2 separate regions of the Homo sapiens genome follow, and region 1 is linked to region 2. Evidence: chromatin loops called from intact Hi-C (ENCODE). Cell type or tissue: endothelial cell of umbilical vein. All regions are shown on one strand. Links, peaks and the distances in the headings refer to the core of each region. The heading gives the core; the rest is flanking DNA. Region 1 overlaps LOC105374235 (a long non-coding RNA gene). Region 2 has its middle 260 kb from the start of LINC02015.

What was found. Peaks named below come from ENCODE experiments on the same cell type or tissue, not always from the same donor. Only the 100,000 strongest peaks of a DNase experiment are listed, where the experiment ranks them.
Region 1: it touches region 2 in a loop (4-fold over the local background); 4 of 110 quality-filtered maps call a loop at or near these places.

Annotation. Positions count from the first base shown.
Region 1 is chr3:178,168,074-178,173,471 of GRCh38, reverse strand. The region is part of intron 10 of LOC105374235 (a long non-coding RNA gene); the gene reads left to right. Among named protein-coding and RNA genes, the nearest start is that of LINC01014, 250 kb to the left of the region's middle. In endothelial cell of umbilical vein, for the core only: no CTCF peak of the experiment used is centred there; a DNase peak (open chromatin) is centred at 2,601; H3K27ac peaks cover 2,405 bases.
Region 2 is chr3:178,076,347-178,081,744 of GRCh38, reverse strand. No RefSeq gene overlaps it. Among named protein-coding and RNA genes, the nearest start is that of LINC02015, 260 kb to the right of the region's middle. In endothelial cell of umbilical vein, for the core only: no CTCF peak of the experiment used is centred there; DNase peaks (open chromatin) are centred at 1,644, 2,564 and 4,834; H3K27ac peaks cover 1,278 bases.

The DNA of each region.
Region 1 (5,398 bases), core at 115-5,114, 92 kb before region 2:
CCAAAATACTGAGCATTGCACATTGTACTGAGCATTGTAAAGAAATAGAATATTTAAATGCCTATGAACTACAATGTATCAAACGCACCTACTTACTATTGTAATGAATAAAATATGTAACAATTCCTTATTAGCTAGATGACAGTGAAAAAAGTTAATCATTCTGTGTTTCAGTTTCCTCATCTGTAAAATGAAGATGTAATTAACAATACCTTCTTCATCACAGTGTTATGACTATTAAATAGTATAATTAAGGAAAGCTTTTGGAAGAGCACTTTGGACACAAACAACATTGAAAAAGATTAGACATTACAATTTTCATGATTACTATTATTAGAATTCTTTTTTTTTTAAAGACAGAGTCTCCCTCTGTCACCCAGTCTGGAGTGCGGTGGCATGATATCGGCTCACTGCTACCTCCGCCTCCCAGGTTCAAGCAATTCTCCTGCCTCAGCCTCCTCAGTAGCTGGGACTACAGGCACCCACCACCAGCCCCGGCTAATTTTTGTATTTTTAGTAGAGATGGGCTTTCACCATATTGGCCAGGCTGGTCTCAAACTCCTGACCTTGTGATCCGCCCACCTCAGCCTCCCAGTGCTGGGACTACAGGCGTGAGCCACCACACCCGGCCTAGAATTCTTAAAAGCACTGATGAATAATAGCATCTTACCACTATGCACTTTTTCAGTGAATGAATATTATAATGATTATGAGTGCCCATAAGGCATATTTGAACATAGAAAGATCATTGTTCTGGTTATTTACTGCTGAAAAACAAACTACTCCAAAATTTATCAGCTTAAAACAATTCTCTTATATTGCTCATGATTTTGTTGGATTGAGTATTCAGGAAGACCTCAGCTGGGTGGTATATCTGATCCATGGACCATCCACTGGAACAGCTAGGGCTGGAAGCTCAGCATCCAATTCATGGAAGGGGCTACACAAGGATGTGAATTCCAGGAGGCATGGTTTGTTGAAGCGGGAACATTTGTGGAAACTAGCTCTCACAGTCATTATTTGCGTGGAAGTTGAGGATGACTAGTGAGTTAATTCCTTATACCCCTTTCAGCTCTTGGATTCCATATATCTAATTGGTACTTGCTTAATGAGGAGGAGAATGCTTTTGTTAATACCACTGCCTCTACCACCAGGCATTTTCAATGCTATTTCTGTTGGCACATTTTTATTTCATTCCCAGGAGAGGAAAGCAGCATGCTCTGCCCACTGCAGACACATTTGCCATTTACAAGCCTGTAAGTGTTATTTCACCACTTATTTCTCTCTGTGTATTAGAGTGTGAGTTCTTTCCCTATTTAAAATCAAATACTGTCCTGGATTGCTCCTCCAATATGTCAAATTTTAAAGATGAAAGTCAACTAAGATTTTTGCTATTTGAGTATGTGGCAATAGACATCAGAAACAGATTATGTAGGGAGATGAATGTAATTTTTTTCTTTTTTTTTTTTTTTTTACAAAAAGCTTGAAGGGCTATACTGAAGTGCTCATTATCTAAACATATTGTTAGAGATCAAGTGGTTTCTGTCACAGGGCTTAAACTTCTTTAAATTGCAACCTAATCTGCATAGAAAAAGAAGGTGACTTTTTGTATGACATTGGACTTCAGACCTTGGTCTTTCTGTTTAAGTATACACAAAATTTAAGATTAATCACTTTTTTGCATGGCTTTTCAAATGTGAGAACTCAACTCCCAACTTTCAGACTAAGGAATTTTCAAATTTTGCTCCAGGTATAATAAGTTCTTCTAGCATCCTCCAGGTTCTCAGTTGACTGTTCCAGGTTCTTGATTGTAATATGACAGTGTTTCTCCTTTCGCTTAATGCTTGAGTTGTGTGCTTATGCAGTTTCATATATTTCAGGCATCATCTATTTGTGTTCTTGACCATTGATAATTATCTTATTAATTCTGGTTAGATGTCTTATTTTGGCTAGGGCTGGTGGACAGCCTGTCATATGGCCTCACGGAATATATTCACCACAGCTTCATAACCGTGAATATTCATCATAGCACACATATTTGTGACATTTGAAACTTTTAAGTAAGACACAGATGTTTGAGCAGATTTCTTGATTTATACTCAGCTCACAATTATTGAGTTTAAACATAGTAAATGGTTAACCTCATAGAGTGTCCCCTCCCTGCCCCTGGGAATTCTGAGTAATTCTAGCCAATGCATTTTTTTGAAATTTAATTCAATTCCCATGATAAGTTTAATATCTTGCCTGTGCTGCCACTGAAGATAAAAACTCTTGTCATGCATATATGCATCATATATACCATTTTGGCCTATTTATATTATTTTAGATTTAATTTTTACTACCTTACTGTGATTATGAAGGACAATTAAAGCACCAAATGCGCCCTGTTGGCCCACTTACTTGGTATAATGAAACAAGTATTTATATTTCCCTCCGAAGTGTTTGGATCTACTTTAGAACCACCAGAAATCTTGCTAATTCATGTAGTAGAAAGAGAGGTTGAATGAGTCATGTCAAGTGATCCATGAGATTAATATAGACAAATATGTCATATCCTCATGCATGCAGCTGTGAATGACATATCTACTTTGCCATCTGTAAACTTAATGGACAAAATGTCCCAGTGACTTCTTTAGAGTTCAGAGTAATTCAGTTATCAGCAGGCACATTTCCTGTTGCCTAATACCCAAATCTAATTCCATGGGGAAGCTTTAGTCTGGCTCTTGGAGTAGGTAGAAAAATCTGCTAACCACATTATGCTCTTTCATAACCACATTGAATTGTACTGTTAGCTAACACTGAGTAAATGCAAATGTCGTATACTTTGAGACAATATATGCTTTATATGAATCGATGTTCATTCTTGCTACATTTATATTTTAACTCAGTAGTGAAATTTAACAATGCACAGTAATATAAAAACTATCATTTATTTCTGTGCTTAATAAGATCTGAAATAAACCTTTCTGTAAAGTAACTATATAGCATCTTTAATTTACATTTTATTTATGTTATGTAACATTTGCTATTTTTATAATGAATGTCATATTATTTGCTCCACATTGAAAAATATGTAGCATTTCTTCCAGGAATATCTATTACCTTTCTTACTATCTGTCAAATCAAAATCTTAATTTTTCTGTTGCTTCTTATGTAATTATTTCAATTTACAGAATAAAATTTCTAATTTTTAATACACTTAATTTATATAAGAATTTCAGCTTTACAGAAAAATTGAGAAGATAATACAACAAATAATTTACCTAAACACACACACACAGATACACACTGTACATACACTTTTCTCCTATTATTAATATCTTACATTAGTGTGGGTCATTTGTTATAATTAGTGAACCAATACTGGTATATTATTGTGAATTAAAGTTCATATTTCACATTAAGTCTCCTCTTTGTGTTGTACAATTCTCTGGGTTTTGACTAATGTATAATCTAATTTATCAATAATTGCAGTTATCACCCTGGACTTGTAAGAGCTATTGATCTTGTTATTATCTCTGCAGTTTTAATTTTTCCAGATATTTATATGGTAGTAATCATACAGTGTATAGACTTTCAACAGTTCCTTCTCTTATTTAGCAATAAATATTTAAGGTTTTTCTATTTTTTTTGAGCTTTATACCTCAAAGCTTTTTATTGTTGGATAATATTACATCATATGATGTACCATAATTTGTTTATATTCATTCACATATTAAAATCAACTTGGTTTCTACGAAGTTTTGGCAATTATGAGTAAAGCTGTCATAAACATTCATGTACATATGTTTTCTATTAATTTTGGTATATACCAAGAATATGACTGCAGCCTCATATGATAAGCACATTTAGCTTTGTAAGAAGCTGCCAAACCATCTTCCAAAGTGCCTATGGGATTTTGCGATCCTATCAACAATGAAGAAAAGTTCATGTAGTTCCACATCCTTACTAGTATTACTAGTTAATGTAGCTCCATATTTTTACTAGTACTTGGTGTGCTCAGTGTTTTGGATTTTAGCCATTCTAATAGGTGAGCAGTAGTAACTTGTTTTAATTTACAATTCCCTAATGACATATAGTGTGGAACATCTTTTCATATGTTTATTTGACATGAGCATATATTTGGTGAGGTGTCTATTCAGATGTGTTACCCATTTTTTAATCACCTCATTTCTTTTCTTGCTGTGTTCTTTTTCAATTGTTAATTCTTATGGATACATAGTGGGTGAATGCATTTATGGGGTACATGAGATATTTTGACACAGGCATACAATGTGTAATAATCACCTCAGTGTAAATGAGGTATCCATCACCTCAAGCATTTATCATTCCTTTATGTTACAAACAATCCAGTTGTACTCTTTTCGTTATTTTTAAATGTAAAATAAATTGTTGTGGACTGTAGTCACCCTGTTGTGCTACCACATACTAGATCTTATTTATTTGATCTCATATACTTTTGTATTCATTAACCATCCCCATTTCCCATCCAACCACCCACTACCCTTCTAGCCTCTGGTAACCATCATTGTATTCCTTCCATGAATTCAATTGTTTCAATTTTTAGCTCCCACAAGTAATTGAGAACATGCAAAGTTTGTCTTTCTGTGCCTGGCTTATTTCACTTAACATAATATCCTCCAGTTGCTTCCATGTTGCTGCAAATGACAGGATCTCATTTTTTATGTAACGGAATAGTACTCCATTGTGTATATGTACCACATTTTCTTTATCTATTCATCTGTTGATAAACACTTAAGTTGCTTCCAAATCTTGTTTTTTGTGAGTAGCACTACAATAACCTGAGAGTATGGATTTCAGATTATCTCTTTGATATACTGACTTCGTTCTTTTGAGAATCCTAGCAGTAGGATTGCTGGGACATACAGTACTTCTATTTTTAATTTTTTGTGGAACCTCCATACTGTTATCCATAGTGGTTGTACTAATTTACATTCCCACCAACAGTGTATGAGGATTTTATTTTCTCCACATCCTCACCAGCATTTGTTATTGCCTGTCTTTTGGATAAAAGCCATATTAACTGGGGTGAGATGATATCTCATTGTGGTTTTGATTTGCATTTCTCTAATGATTAATAATGTTGAGCAACTTTTCATATACCTGTTTGCCATTTATATGTCTTCCTTTGAGAAATGTCTTTTCAGATCTTTTGTGCATTTTTAATGAGATTATTGGTTTTTTTTTCCTGTTGAGCAGTTTGAGCTCTTTATTTATTCTGGTTATTAATCCTTTGTCAGATGGATGTTTTACAAATGTATTCTCACATTCTATGGGTTGTCTGTTTATGTTGTTGATTGTTTCCTTTGCTTTGTGGAAGCATTTTAAGTTGATGTGATCCTACTTGTCCATTTTTGCTTTGGTTGTCCACACTTGT
Region 2 (5,398 bases), core at 153-5,152:
AGGCAGGCAATGGATAACTTAAAAAATAAGTATTTTCAGGTAGTAATAAGTGCCTTGAAAAAGAGTGAAGCAGCACTGGAGATAAGGCAGGAAAAGCTGTTTTGGAGGGAGAAAGGGATGGGGAAAATCCTCTGAAAGATGTGAAAGAGGATCCGTACGGAGATAAGAGGAAAGAGTATTCCAGGCAAAGAAAGCAATGAGTGACAGGCCATGAGGCCGAGACTGCACTGGTGTGTTTTAAGAAAAGCAGGTAGGCCAGGGTGGCTGCATTGAAGAGCAAGGGCAAATGGTGGGAGATCAGGGCACGGAAGGGTGCAGGGCTTTGTAGGTTACAGTAAGGAGGGCATATTTTACTTAACTCATAATGAGAAGATACTGCAGTTTTGAACAGGGAAGTTACATTACCACATGTACATTTAAAAAAAGTCACTCTGTTGTGCAAAGTATAGACTATAGAGGAGAAAAATTGGAAGCTGGAAACCATCCTGGAGTTATCTCAGTAGTCAATAGAAAATAAAAATGGTAGTGTGGGTGAGAGTCATATCAGTGTAGAGGAGGACAACTTCAGGATATATTTTGGAAGTAGAACTGGCAAGACTTGTGTATGGAAAATGAAGGAAATAGAGAAATCAAGGATGCCCCATATGATTTTGGCCTGGCCAACTGATTGAATAGTAGCACATTTTATTAAAATGGGGAGTCTGGAGGAAGAGCACATTTGGAGAACATATGGAATTCTCGTATCATGATAAGTTTGTAAAACCACACAGATATCAGAGTCAAGATGTTAAATGTGGAGTTGGGTATAATAATCTGCAGCTTGGAGCTGTAAACTGGACATAAAAACTTGAGAATCATCAGTGTTTAGATATCTAATGCCAAAGAAATGGAGAAGCTCTCCCAGGCAGTGAACATCCACAGAGAAGAGAAGGTGGAGAATGGAATCCTAAACTACCCTAATACTGATGTTTGGAGGACAGAGGAGTAGGAGCCAGTTGAGGAGGCTGAAAAAGAACAGCCAGTGAGGTAGTAGGAAAATGAGTGTGGCATCCTGGAAGCCAAGTGAATGTTTTGGGCATAGGACCATGTCCTGCTGTATAGTGACAGAGATGGTTATTCGGTAGCATGAAAGAAGGTTCATAACCAAGAGTAATAATAAGTATTTGGGTGTTAGTTACTCTCACTTACTTTGTATTTTAATAAATGAAGGACATGAGAAAGGTCCAAGTGAACTCTCCCAAAGGACCTCCAAAATGGAGAAAGCAACACTGAAAACGCCCTGACAAGCAGTGACATAAAATGCCATTTTCCCTAAGGAACAGAGACATGAGCAAAAGATAGTGAAGGTTTTTTTTAGACTTCTTCCAACAGTAAATCAACATCACTAAACAGCTTATTGAAAAGGGCAAAATAAAATATGCTGATTAGACTTGCTATATCTTCTTGGCATTTGGGAGAGGAAAGGTTAAGGTTGAAGAAGTGGTAACTGAGAGCTAATATTCTTAGGTTTCCAGTAGGTCACACAGCAATTTAAGCCACATGAAAAGGAGAAGGTGGGAGGGCAAAGGCATATTTCAGGTTGTGGTGGATTGTGTTTTTCTATGTGCTCACTAGCTCAGAGACTTTACAGAAATAATGACACCCTGACTAGACAGGAAACGAAATTGCTGCCCCTGTTTAGTATTTATTGAGTGCCCAGAATGAGAGGCATTTAGGACACTTACATATTGGGTGGCTAGAAAGTTGTGGGACTGATTCCACATTTCATTACTTTGTGTGCAAACCTGGTATGATCTCTTTTCCACAGGTTTAGTTTATAAGGCATCTAGAAATACAGATCTCATACACAGTGTTTTTAAATCTATAACAAGTCTTTCTCTCTCACACATAGTATTGAACCTTTTCATGATTAATTTTGACTTTTTGTTGACATATAATTTAGTTTTTTTTTTTTTTTTTTTAATGTGTTAGCAGATTTGAAGTTAATCCCACAAAGGAGACCAACTGCGAGCCAGATATTTTTCTGGGGGCTATTTTTTAAATCTGTCTATTCAGATTTTTAGGAAGGATTTTCTCTCTAAGAGGGTGGACATATCTATTTTATGTGAACAGACCACTGATTTACAGACTCAATAGAAATATCACTTCATGGGAAATGAAATCACAAAAATAAAAGATAATCTCCACTGCCAGGTTGAAAGAACAAACCAAACTAAACTCTGACGCTGTAATAGGATCAGATGTTTAGTAAAGTTGATCTCTTCCTTTCCCTGATCTATCCTCTGAATAATTCAGGATACATTGCAGGAATATGGCTGCACTGGATTAATCCGCATTCTATGAAGTTACAGAAAAAATGTGATTATTCTCACTAACAGAAGGGAACAAAAGCATAGGCAATCCAAAATGGTGGCAAACTCCCTGAATCATGTCCATTTGGCTTTGAGATGTGTTTTCTATTTAAGCTTAATATGGATGCATCTGATTTTTCTGGGAATTTACTTCAAAGAGAATAATGAAATGACACAGTGAAACTTGGCTCCCTTTGAGCTGGGAAAGGCTCCAGTTTTCCATCCTAATCCTGTTCATTCAGGAAACAGACATGACCTTGCTGAAAGTTCTGTCTGAACAGAAAAACTGTACACTAATTCTTTGGATTTCAAAGGGCTTCCTCACAGAGATCTAAGTTCCCTTAAGGCCAGAGCAATAAGTAAGCAGAATGCTAGACAGTGCTTCAGCTGGGAAGGTCGAGCATGCAGACAGAAATGAACCTGGCTGCTAGGTGAGGCTGAGGAAGCATTGCAAGGGAGTAAATAAGCTCTCCTCGAGCACCCACCCAGCTTTGTCATGCAAAGCAGTGTAGTATATGTGATAAGCCCTCCAGTTTATCTATAGATTGTTTCTCTTAATAACTTTGAAATCTTTAAATACTTAATTTGGCTAGCCTCTTACTCTGAAAAATAATACACCATGATTTTGTTGTGAAAAATGAGCTAATACTCAGTGCTCAGCTCCATATAAGGTGCAAAATCAATGATCAAAATCATGAGCTATAATTAGAGTCTATGGACTGAACTTAAAATTGCCTCTCACATGGAAATGTATTGTTTTTCCAATATATTTAGTTAGAATTGTGCTTAGTAAAATGCACTGTCACTTAAAAACATAACTAAATTCATGTATTCAGCAAGGAAATGTTAAACAACTACCGTGTACTAGGTATGTTTATTCACTCAAAGATTTATTTTTGCCATATATTTTCACAATCAAGTGGTCCTAAATAGAAAAACTACCATAATATGAAAACCCAAATAATTTATGACACTACAGGTTGTCTTGAATAATAGTTATATGTAATGCAAGAAATATGATTGAATCATAGATGAGGGTGGAAAAAGAAACTATAAAATCCAATTTTGAGACAAATGGGGACATTTGAATATGACTTAGATAAGAGAAGCTATCAGGTAAATATTGTTGTTTTATTTGTGATAGAGGTATTATGGTTATGTCAGAGAATATCATCATTCTTAGGAGATTCATGCCAAAATATTTAAGAGTAGTAAGATATCTGCGAATTACTTTCAACTGGGTCATAAAAAATAAAAAGAATATGGAAAAATGTTAAGTTTATAACCTAAGTTAGTAGTATAAAACTGAGCATTCTACTATTCTTTTATCTATTTCTATATACAAAGATTTTCTTAGTAAAATTGGGAAAAAGGAAAGACAAAAACATGGCCCACATACACATACACTTTTTAAAATTCTAAATGAAAAGGCTGGGAGTGAAGGCTCATGCCCATAATCCCAGCACTTTGGGAAGCTGAGGCTAGTGCATAGCTTGAGCTCAGGAGTTTGAGACCAGCCTGGCCAATGTGGTGAAACTCTGTCTTTATGCAAAACGCAAAAAGTAGACAGGCAGAGGAGAAAACTGAGGGCCAACAGGTTAAGTAATCTACCCAAATAACCAGATAATGCTGGAGTCTGATCGCTTTCCACCAGAGAACATGGCAGTACTCATCTATCTAAACTGCTCCTTTTACTCTGGTCAAAGATTCAGAAATGGTGCCTTCAATCACAAGGGAGACAAATCAGAGAATGAAAATGATCAATGTGAAACCATTCACACTAATGGAGAAACAAGCATCCTCGTGTGATGAGAAAGTCATAGCATCATCCTCTCCTAATATAAAGGTCAGAAGAATTTTCTTCATGATAGAGGAACCAAGATAGCAGGTCTTAAGTTCTGAAAAAGTAAATGAATTTCAGAGAAACATGCCTTCAAACATTCTAACATTGTCAAAATAAAGATTAATGAAATATATTCATTTTATGTTATGTAGCAAAATATCCAGCTATGTTTGTAACTGATGTCACAGGTAAAGAAATAAGCTTGTGTGGTTGATATCTAAATAGCTATTATTACAATTAGTAATATAATATATTTTCTACAAGATACTCAGTGAATTTCAAAACAGCAATGGGTGCTTAGTACCATTAATGTTTATTAACTTTTTAATATATTTATGTTTATGAACTTTTTAATAAGTATAATTATAGAAATGCATCAATTGTCTATAATTCAACTAAAAGGAACCTTCAATAAACCATATTGGAATAGTGGACACATTCATTTTTTAGTGTAGGAAAGGTAAATTATAATACTGGTATTTTGTAAAAGCAAGCATAGTACTATCAGGTTAGCATTCACTTTATGTAATCTCCCACAATGTTAAGTACAGAGAGCAATATTTTTTAGCTACTCAGACAGTTTTACAACATTGAATATCCCTTTTCATTCTATCTCACTCAACAGCAACAGTTGTAGTTTGGCCTGTTTCCTCATCTTGCTTTCACTTCCGTGGTCTGCAGGGTAGTTTAAAAAGAGAAACTTAGATCTAGGCTACTGGACACAGTTATTATTCCAAAGAAATTCAAATTCTAAAATCATCAAAGATACAGATATAGTTGTATGCAATAAGGCAGCAAAGAAACCAATATGTTGTGTCTTACTATGTGAGGGGAAAGAGGATGCTAAGTCATGGTCCTTGGCTCCTTGCTAACAGAAAGGTCAATGCAATTCTCACTAACAATTTGACGACTTAAAATTTTGATTAAGAAAAACACACCACCACCTCCCTGAAGATTCCATTTAATTAAGGCTCTAGGACATCATGTATAAACATATATATATATATATATATATATATATATATATATATACACACACACACATATATGTATATATATATTTGTATTTCCAGCATTTCAAAATGCACTCATATTTTTGTGTCTATGTGGCAATGAAAAAGAAATGCCTTTTTCTCTTTTTATAGTAAACTATGTCCACCCTGCCGCAACGTTCGTGTGAATGGCCTCATATTATAGGCAGACC